Regions from separate parts of the Homo sapiens genome. Here region 2 is linked to region 1. The links are chromatin loops, found by intact Hi-C in ENCODE. Cell type or tissue: Caco-2. All regions are shown on one strand. Each heading gives the region's core, and the rest is flanking DNA. Links, peaks and the distances in the headings are about the cores only. Region 1 has its middle 200 kb from the start of LRRN1. Region 2 has its middle 13 kb from the start of SETMAR.

The links. Peaks named below come from ENCODE experiments on the same cell type or tissue, not always from the same donor. Only the 100,000 strongest peaks of a DNase experiment are listed, where the experiment ranks them.
Region 2: it touches region 1 in a loop (14-fold over the local background); 1 of 110 quality-filtered maps calls a loop at or near these places.

The regions. Positions count from the first base shown.
Region 1 is chr3:3,601,286-3,606,670 of GRCh38, reverse strand. No RefSeq gene overlaps it. Among named protein-coding and RNA genes, the nearest start is that of LRRN1, 200 kb to the left of the region's middle. In Caco-2, for the core only: no CTCF peak of the experiment used is centred there; a DNase peak (open chromatin) is centred at 2,260.
Region 2 is chr3:4,287,816-4,293,200 of GRCh38, reverse strand. It overlaps a transcript of SUMF1 not described here. Among named protein-coding and RNA genes, the nearest start is that of SETMAR, 13 kb to the left of the region's middle. In Caco-2, for the core only: a CTCF peak has its summit at 2,749; no DNase peak of the experiment used is centred there.

The sequences.
Region 1 (5,385 bases), core at 301-5,300:
CCTTCCCTTGCTGTAATCAGTCTTCCTCCTGCATCTGAGCAGGAACGTGGGGAAAACTGGGTAGGGGACTTGTCGGGTGGCATTTTGCAGTGTCATTTTATCTTCTGAGCGTAATTGCAAGAAAAGTGAATCCAACTTTAGCTGAAACATTCCAAAACAGTTTCTCTAGCCAAATGATGACTGATTTCTCAAATTGGCAACATTATCACAAACATGAAAAGGGGCTGCCCAGAACATAAGCACCTGTGCCTGCCTGTGCTCTGAAGAATTTGGTGAACAGATAAAGCGCCAAGATTGAGCAGAGTGTTTGGGGTGTGGGAGTGCATGTGAAGGTGATGTGAAGGTAATCAACAAGACATTGAGACTTGAGGACTACAATTTGTGGCTGATGAGTACGGGCTTGGCCTTCCACAATAATGAGGTTTCCTGGTAATTGTTTAATTTTATACTTGGTTTGGATACACAAACACACACACACACACACACACGCATGAATTTATGCTTTGGTGTCTCAAAATGGGCAATGAGAGGCCATAGGACTGTGTTCATGCTTATTTCTTTTTCCGTCTGTTAGCTTAGGATATTAATGTTTCTGTGGGAATTGTTACCGTGGTTGTTCCATGAGCATTTGCAAATTTGTACAGATATTCCTCCTTGATATTTCTTTAGTCTCTAACATTAGCGTCAGCACAAACAGTTGGAATAGTCAATATTACCCATCTGAGTGGAACAGTTGGGATGATATATGAACGTCTCTGGAGATTTTATTTAATGCATTACATTTTCAGTCCTAGAGGATATTTCAGAAAGGCATGGAGTGTATGGAGAGACATCTAAATGTAAAGAAGACCAAGTGTGAGTCACCTTGATTGAAATATGAATTCTGTTTGGGAGAAGGAGTATCTTATAGAGAAGGCACCTATAGATATAACCTTCTAGCTGACTTTGACCACTTTGAGAAAGACTGTGCTGAAATCTATGCTTGGAAATTTCTTCATCAGGACTTGAAAGCAATTGCTTAAGAAAGCCATGTTATCCCTCATGCTTCAGTTGGTTCTCAGAAAAAAAAAATTGAGAATGAAAATATACATAATGAATAGATTAACTGCTTAGCAATTGGGTTACATTGCCACGCTAACGCAGTGGGGCCCAACTAATCTCTTAGGAGGCAAGTTTCTTAAATACAGTGTTAGACCAACTGGAAAATTAACTAGGGTGTTGTCTGGAAAGATCTCATTTTCATCCTAAAACTTGCCAAGTAGAAATGAAAGAGGTGGCCAACAACTCATTTTTCAAAGCGTGTCAGCTGTTGCTGTACTTTTTCATGTAAATTATCTTTCCCAGGGAATGAAGAATTGAAAGGGTTTCTTAGGCATTAAAAACAAAACAGAACAAAACAAAAAATGCTGAGACATTAAACAAGACAGTGGTTAGCTCAAATGACAACTTCTCTAAATAACCTACCTTAATCCTTCTGGCCAAAATAATTCTCTCATTTAGTTTTCTTAACAGTTAGTTTTCTCTCTCTCCAATCTAATTCAAACTGATTTAGTTAAAAACAAAAGTCGGGGGTAGAGGTATTGCCACATACAACTGAAAATCTTAGGAGTGATGGTTCAGGCACAGTTGGAGTCAGGGGATCAAAAGATATCAGCATTATTTATTCAGTTTTATGTGCTCAATCTCTCACTGTTTTCCTCTGAACTGATACATTCTCAAGGTTTCCTCTCGTTGTAACACGATAGCTATCAGAAGCTATAGGCTTATGTTTTAGCCTCTCAACAACTTCCTTAGAAAGAGACTTTTCTTTCCTAATAACTCCAACAAAACTCCTAGAATTTAATTCCATCAGCTTGACTTGGGTCACATGCCTATTGCTGAACTAATGACCATGGCCAAAATGAATAGAATGCTGTGATTGTGGAGAGCTGAACCATACTCCACTCTTGGGATCTGGGAGATAGAGTCAACAATCCTTGGACCAAAAGCAGAGGAGGTATTGTTCCCTAAGGGAGAGTTAAGGTGCTCTTTTCAGAAGTAGAAATGGACACTAAACAGATGAGAGAGAGAGCAAGAGTATGTGTATGTGTGTGTGTGTATGTATATGTGTGTGTGTGTGTGTGTGAGAGAGAGAGAGAGAGAGAGAGAGAGAGAGAGAGGCGCTGTGATAGACTGCATTCCTGAGCCCTTCCTGTATCCATTAACTTTTCCATGAGACTGCAGCTCCTCCTATCAGAAGGTGGAGGATATTGCCCCACTCCTTGATTCTGAATTATTCGGTCATATGACTTGCTCTGGCCAATGAGATTTAGCAGACAGAATGCAAGCTGAGACTTGGAAAAGCACTTACGTGATTGGGCTCCCTCTTGCACCTGTGCTACCACTATGAGTAGTATGTACCTGGACTATGTCACTGGTCCCAGAGGAGAAAGAGAGACATGTGGAGGTAAGGTGTTCTCAGTCAAGCTCCACTCAGAGTAGAGGTCCCAGTTGGCTAAGACACATGAATGGATCCAGTCAAGATCAGTTGACTCATTTGTCACCCATGAAACATAGTAATTGATAGCCATTATTTAAAGTCACAGTGCTTTAGGGGAGTTTGTTAGGTAGTTATAGCTAACTGATAGATTTCTTGCCTCTGTAATATCTCCTATAGGGTTGATAATCAACAAGTATATACTAATTCTGATGTACCAGTGACTGTAAAATTGAATCAATTAGTAAATAGTCTCTTTCCTAAACACCCTGAGTGACCCAGAACCCTGGCCCCACTCCCAGCCCCATTGAATCTCCCTATGATCCAACAACTGAAAGAGTAATGCCTGGAATGCCAGGGGTCCTCCAACACCCTAATGCAGTTCTATAGAGAAATCCATTCTGATTGGTCAGTGCCCATGCCTTACATTTGTTAAAAATTCTGAATATAATTTCTGGTCATTCATGGACCTGACTCGTCACTCCATTAGGTTCTTAGCTTCCTGAGGTTAGTCTCAACATCTGGATCATCCTGAACACTTTTGGGCCATGCACCATGAATATTTGTTGAATGAATCCTGGATAGAAATATGTACTGAAGGAAATAATATGGTCTAGTGCGGTCATCAAAAAAGTTGAAGTCATTTGCGGCATGAGTTTAAGTGTCCAGGGAGTTAATTGGCAATGACTCATTGAATGTCAGAGGGGAGAGAATCCCTTCAGGGCATTTACGTATGTTCTCTTTTAGAATAAAAATGTTAGGGCTTATTTGAATTTTATTTATCAATACACCAAAAACTCAGTCATGCTTTTATTTTTTATTTATTTATTTTTTATTTTATTTTATTTTTGAGACAGGTTCTCACTCTGTCGCCCAGGCTGGAGTGCAGTGGTGTAGTCATAGCTCACTGCAGCCTCAACCTCTCAGGCTCAAGGGACCCTCCCACCTCAGCCGCCTGAGTAGTGGGACTACCGGCATATGCCATCACACCTGGCTAATTTTTTTTTTTTTTTTTTTTGGTAAAAAGGGGACTTTGCAATTTTTCCCAGGCTGGTCTCGAACTCCTGGTCTCAAGCAACCTGCCTACCTTGGCCTCCCGAAGTTCTGGGACTACAGACGTGAGCCACCACGCCTGGCCTCAGTCATGTCTTAAACAGAATTACCATCTTTCCCCTCTCTTTTGGCCTCCATCAAATTAATTGCCATAACTCTTCATTCCATGTTACCAAATATCTCCCAATTATTCATGCTCAAACACTTGAAATCTGTCTTCATGCACTGTGCTAGGAGTTCTGTCCTCACTGACCCGGGAGCACAGCTTCTGCCCAGAAGCAGCGACAAGTCTACTTTGGAGACCATTTTGACTTTGATTTCTTTCCTGCCCTGTTGTCTAATCTGCTACCAGACAGCCGACCTGCCACTCCTTCCTCCACAGGGTCTCAAATCTGTTCCTTCCTTTACATTCTTAATGCCCCCCCATTTGAGAGAGGCTGTGGTCACAGTGTAAACTGACTTGCATTGGATCCTTTGTGTTAAGGCAGGCTCCCCTAAACTTCTGCAGGAGCCACTTGGTTTCCTCTTCAGACTTCCACAGCTTGTAGATTCCCAGTCAGGAGGGTAGAAGGAGGTAGAGATTAATTCTGAAAACAAAATCCCCAAATGGGAGTACTGTATGGGTTGATTACTCCAACTTCTCCCAAGCATGGATGTCCAGGAGGGCTCTGGGCTTGCTCCAAGTTGTTTGAGATAACGAGATTTCTCTTCCCCAGCACCACACTTCTAGTGTTCCCACCAACCTCCTCTGCTACCATCTCAGAACTGGCCTCTCCTTTCTTGTTCTTACAAATGAAGCTTCTTGGCAAGAGTCACAGAGTACTTGTTGAAATTACGCACCTGCCACCCATTCTTTGGGCATGTGGCTTAGCTTATCTGAGATGTGGTTTATTTATCTTTAAAATGGGGGTAGGAGGGTGTAATAGTGAAGTTTAAATGACATAATTTATGTAATACACCTGGTATAGTGTTCGCATATAACAGGTTCTCTACTAAACTATTATCGTTATCCTTATCCCTACCATCTCTCCTTTTTATTAAGGCTTTCTATTTTGGCTAGAGAAAGTTGATTCAGTTTCTCTTTACTCTGGCCGAATATAGACTTAAATTTTTTTTTAACAGTAACAGTCTCCACACTTCTGTTAAAATATGCAATCCAAACCTGGCATTTTCTTAAATGTAATTTTCAATGTTACTCTGCCCGAGTGGTGGGAATGTTAGTTTGGGGCAGAGAACCTCAGCATCACTCTACAAATCACACTGCAGGCACTTCTTGCTGGTTGTGCATGCCTTGCCTCTAGTCGTACAAACCAGCTCTTGGACAATACTGTTATTCTTGGCCCAAACAGAAAACATTGGCACAAAAGAGTTGGAAGGAACCTGGAAGGTCATCTAGATTCTAGTCCATCACCCTACTGATGTTTGATTTTCTCTTAGATCCCCCAGTGCAAAAATTTGTCTTGCTCTTCTTGAGCACGGTGTTTTGAAGCATAAAGTCCATCCTTTGTCAGCTTTGACAGCTGTGAGCCATTCTTCTGTACTGAGAGTCCAAATCGACCCTCCTTTAACTTCCCTTCTTCTGCAAAGAACTCTTTCAATATAGATTGCAGAACTAGTGCGAGAACAGCTTTTCAACTACAATGTGGTGCTCCCATTCAAACCTTAGTTCTGAGATCAAATACACGGGAAAAGAACGGGCTTAACTATCATCAGTTATTCTAACGTGAACAATGATTTAGATGTTGGAAAATTATCAAATGAAAATTACAGCCAGGAAAAAAAAATCTCTAAATTGCTATCCACACTGAAATTCATGACTTTGGGATAGATATTGAGCTCAAATAGTCCCCAGTAGG
Region 2 (5,385 bases), core at 196-5,195, 690 kb before region 1:
TATAACTGCACTATGTGGTTGATGAATGATTGGTCATAACAGGCAGCTCTGAATTCCTTTATCCTGAACCCTGACTCTAGCTTTAATCCCTCAGTTTGAAAGTCTTTCATTTAGTTGTTCATTTAGCTGTTCTCTTATCATTTTAATTTGCAGTTTTTAAAAAAGTCAAGTATTTTCAAACATCTTTGCTTTGTTAGTTTGAGCTCTGGAAGATTAAATTTCACGTTCTGGAACTCACCCATGAGCTTAGCTTAGAAGAACATTGAATATAATTTGTTTTTTACAGAGCCTGGAAATTACAGGGTTAATGACACAGGAAACCACTTCTCACTGCAGATGAAATATGTGTGTCTTTTTTCATCTCTTAGCAAATTAGGTAAAGTTTTCCCCCAAAGAGCATTTTTGTTTTTAGTTGGTAAATTAAACAAGCAGTTCAGATTGCACTTTCCAGACCCTAGATTTTGTAGGTATTTGTTGCTGGGGCTTTTGTCTTAATGAAGTCTGGCAGTACCTGTTCAGATGAAATAGCCAATTTTACCTTTGCTCTGGCACTTAATCCAGCCATCTGCTCTAGCTTTGGCTTTCAAGCACAAAGGGAAAGTACAAAGTATAGCTAACTTGTTGGTGACAGCTGGTGGGTAAAAGAATCATTGTGTTTGACAGTGTCCTTTGGAATAGACCACGAGGTGAATAAAATACAATATATTGCCTCATCTTATAGCTGCCTTTAGGTTAGTTGAAATTTAAATTTCTGACTCACCCACCTTATTTTCACTTCTTAGGCAAAGCCCCTTCTTGTCATGTACTGCATCAGCCATATGTTCTTGGGTAAGGGTATTGTGTAGACCAACACTGAAGTAGAAATTCCACTAAACAAAACGCCTTGCGTTTAATCAATGACTTAAGACATGCTATTCGTTTTAGCCTATGTGTATTTTTAAACTAGAAATGATCATGGACAGTATTTATATATTCTAGGGCAAATGTTCATCTTAGAGAAAAGCCAATACTTTTAATTTTTTTCCTGCATTAAAAAACTGTGCTAATTAATAATTGATAAATAAGGAAAATTTTATTTTTGATCAATAGATTTACATTTGAACAACTGGAGTTTTATTCCAAACATGTTTTTGCAAATAATTAGTTGTTTCAATCTTTGGTTGTACTTTTTAGTGAGCGAATGAAGCTATTGGCTGATCCTCAAACATAGTTAGCTACTGGAAGCAACCTTGTATCTAAAACACCATGTTAGCATTGGGATGAGGTAGCTGAAGTGAGGTGAGAGGAAGAGAAGCTCACAGAAGAGAGTTGGCAAAAGACGTTTGGTGGAAGGTTATTTAAGATAGAATTTATTCTAATCCAGATCAGAGAAGCAGCGAGAGATTATATAGTTGGAAATGTGGCCCACATCAACCCTAAAAGATAAGGACATTTTTTTGCTTCCCTGTTGGAAAGTATTTGGAATTCATGGCAATTTAGTTTTCCACTTTGCACTTGGAAACTTAATTTCGTCTTTCCCCAAAGGTCTATATAAAGAACCCATTTTCTGCCAAGGACCAATCAAACAGGATCATGGAATCACTGATAGAAGTGGTAAAAAGCGACTTCAATTCCTTCCCTTGGAGAAGTATAAAATCCTTATTCACTAAACATGAAACCAAGTTATCTATTATTCACTGCAAACCTTTTCTGGAACAAAGTGAGGCATAAATTATTTATTTTGCATTATGAAATAAAGTGGTAAAAAGAAGGAGAGAGGAAGGCACTTTAGAGTGAGTAAAAATGGAAGAGAAATGCAGGAGACAAGGAGAGAGAGCAGAGATGAGGGGGAGAGAGAGATGGATTTCAAGCAGGAATAAGATGGGAGTCAGGGCAAGCGAAAATATCTGGATTATTTATAATTAAAGAGTTTATGTCTCCTATAATGATCTGGCCTATTGTTAAGCTGGGACTACCATCAGTGTTAACATATCTGAAAATTTCTCATTGAAATTCTTGATTGTCATTTAACAATTGAATGTTTTGAGGATCTGCTACTTGCAGTGCACCATGATAGAGTTATCGGGAATAGTTATTATAATATTTGGCGGACACATACTATGTGCCCGACATTAGACAAAACATTTTATGTGGGTTCTTTTATCCTTAAAAGAGTCCTGTGAGGTAGGCAGTATCACTACCTCTCCTCACTACATATTACTGTAGAGACAATGAGATATGAAGAAGTTAAAGTTGGTCAACAAAGTTTTACAAGTGTTCGGATTTACAGTTGTTTTTTTTCCTGACTTCCATTTTGTAAATGCACCTACCATGGCTAATTTCAAGCTACCAACACTTTAACAACCAGCTTGCAAGCTTTCTGAATGTTAAGCTATTGATGAGAGTAGGTATGAACTGGCTTCAGTACACGTCTGAAGGTGACTGTCCACATATCCTCAAAATACCTACAGTCTAGCAGGGGAGATAAGACTATACAATATGAAGTAGAAAATAAGAAGAACCAGATAAGGCAGCATGGAAATTTAGAGAAGAGATAAGTTTGATTTAGAAGGTTCTATGAGGGGGACATTTAAACTGTATTTTGAGGAGCGGGTAGTATTTGAAGATGTAGATTTGGGGCAGAAGACCTGGAGGGGAAGGGAAAAGCATGAACAGCTGATGTTCCATGTTACCTTCTCGTTCTTAAAATGTGCTTTGGCTCTGTAGCAGCAATACCCTTACGGTCCACAAGGTGGTGTGATAACCCTATCCTTTTGTCCATTTAATTACAAATGATAAAATACCCATTTTGCATAAACTGGACAAGAAGTTTTTACTCTGTTGAAAATGAGGAAAGAGTTAAAAAATGTTTGTAGCAAATTGTGATGAGAAAATTCAGATAAACGTTTTCCTTTGCTGTGATTTGTTTAGACTCACATTTACACAATCTAAGAGAAATTTATGTTCAAGTTATAACGAGTACATAGGCAGTTGTAAAATGACTGAGTGAATATGTTTGACAAAAGATGGAAAATACTGTCTAAAGATGCTAAACTTGGGAATGTGTTTTATTTGTCTGAGAGTTAAAAATTGGGTATGTCTTTTAAGTTTCATTGTGATTAAAAAACCAACCCAGCATAATTTAAATTCATTCACCAGATTGAATGGCTACAGTGTGCCACTCATTATGCCATGTGTGATTTGCCTATTATGCCTTATACCTGGATCTCATATCTAGATCTGCCAATAGTTGCAAAAATGCAACTTAATCAATTATGGAAGACGTTTTGAAATGTTTTGTTGTTTTTGTTGATAACACAATTTATTTGATGCTAGAGTCATTCATAATAAAGAAAGGTTTATTTTTAGCATTTGTTCATGTAGTTATTCAGCGTGTTTATTAAGTACCAACTGTGTGTTGGCCATTGTGCTAGGTGCTATTTTAAATGGTCGTTTAGTTTACAGAGTGCTCTAGCTAGAAACCCTACAACCAGATGCTTTACCCCTTCTGGATGATAGCAACAAAGAAAATGGGTTTAAATTAAGAGAAGGTAGATCCAGTTGACAAAAGGAAAAGAGTACTGTAATGGGTGATGGAGGGTGAGTATGGAGGGGGTTCCTTGTAGGAAATCTATAAGAACAGAATTGATATAATTAAGATATATACTTGCTTGAAGGCAAGGGCTTAAGCTCTGACTCATAGAGCTTCCTATCTTATTTTAGGTCTCTAATTGCTAGTGTAGTAATGTAAGAACACCCTTCAACAGACAGTCTATGTGTGACCGATTTACACCACACTGGCCCAGTGCGGTTCCTTGCTCTTTGGAGCCTCTTTCCTCACCCATAAAATGAGGTTGATAATGCCAGTCTCATAGGATTGTCCTGGAGATTTAACTGAGCAGGAAATACAGGATTTATTTTGGAGTCAGCTTTGTAAGTGCTAAGAGAAGGAGGAGATCCTTGGATTCTTGCTCCTCCCCAAGTGGGACTATCTTGGCCTCCAGCTGCTCTTTCACCTCCAGTCTGAGTTTCTCAGGCTTCCTTTCTGTCACTATCTTCCCCATTTTCCCGAAACCTCGTAGTTGCTTTCAGTGTTGTTCAGTTCTGGTTTGGCTGGGATAGGGTTTAAAATAGCCCTCACTCTGAATGTGATGGCATTACTGCCCACCAGGAGCAAATTATGCTATGTACTGTAGCAGAAAAGGTTGTGTGATAATGAATAAAGAGATGGAGTTGGTAGAAAGAACAACACCACTGTGGGCTTGAGGTCCTTCTTGATTTTCATGGATAAAACAGTAAATAATAAGGAAGTTTAAGAGAACGTTGTGAAGTTCCGAAACCATCTTCCTTTGGGGGCAGAAATTAAATTGTATTTAGAAACAATGGAGGGCTTTGTAGGTTCAATTTTTTTTTTTTTCTAGACAGAGTCTCGCTCTGTTGTTCAGGCTGGAGTGCAAATGACACGATCTTGGCTCACTGCAACCTCCACCTCCCAGGTTTCAAGCAATTCTCCTGCCTCAGCCTCCACTCTGAGTAGCTGGGATTACAGGTGCATGCCACCATGCCCAGCTAATTTTTGTATTTTTGGTAGAGATGGGGTTTCACCATGTTGGTCAGGCTGGTCTCAAACTCCTGACTTTGTGATCTGCCAGCCTTGTAGCTTCTAATTTTTGAGTGGGGTGATTGTATGGCAATACTAAGCTAGGTTAGCGGGTATTCAATTTTTCATACCACTGTAGAGTTAGGAAAGGGAGCTCAACGGGAAGAGCTGTTTCAGGGACAGAGACCCATGATAGTAATTCTTTCAGAATGCTTTTACATCTATCCAAAAGCTTTGGAATATTAATTTTTTTAAAGTAGAAAGACACAGAAAATAATAATTTCTGGTTCTTAATCTTTGCCTAAAGCTGATGACATTTTTGTGCTGTGCCAACAGGGAGATTCTGTCCATGCATAGTTTTTTCCCTTGTCAGTACGTTTGCTTACTGCTCAGATGTATTAACAGAAATTAGGAAACTGGTATCTATGTACCAGTGATGAAGCAATTAAGAACTTCATTTGTATTATTGTATATTCCTCACCTTCCCTAGGTGTTGTCTGGTGAGGTAGTTCTAAATGGTCATAGACCTAGATTGCAGATAGCAGGTGCCTGAACTCTCTGGGGTCATTATTTTGCCTTTGCATGGGATCATCTTTAAATTTTTCATACCACTGTAGAGTTAGGAAAGGGAGCTAAAAAGATGAGCAGAAGAGAAGTATGGATGTCAGAGCAGTAGCATTAATTATCCAAATCTGTGAATTATCAGAAAGCTTACAAAATATTCTATTTCCCTATATTGGAAGATTTACTAATTTACTTTAAGCTTTGCTTGGTTGATAATAATAGAATTTTCTAAGCACAAACAA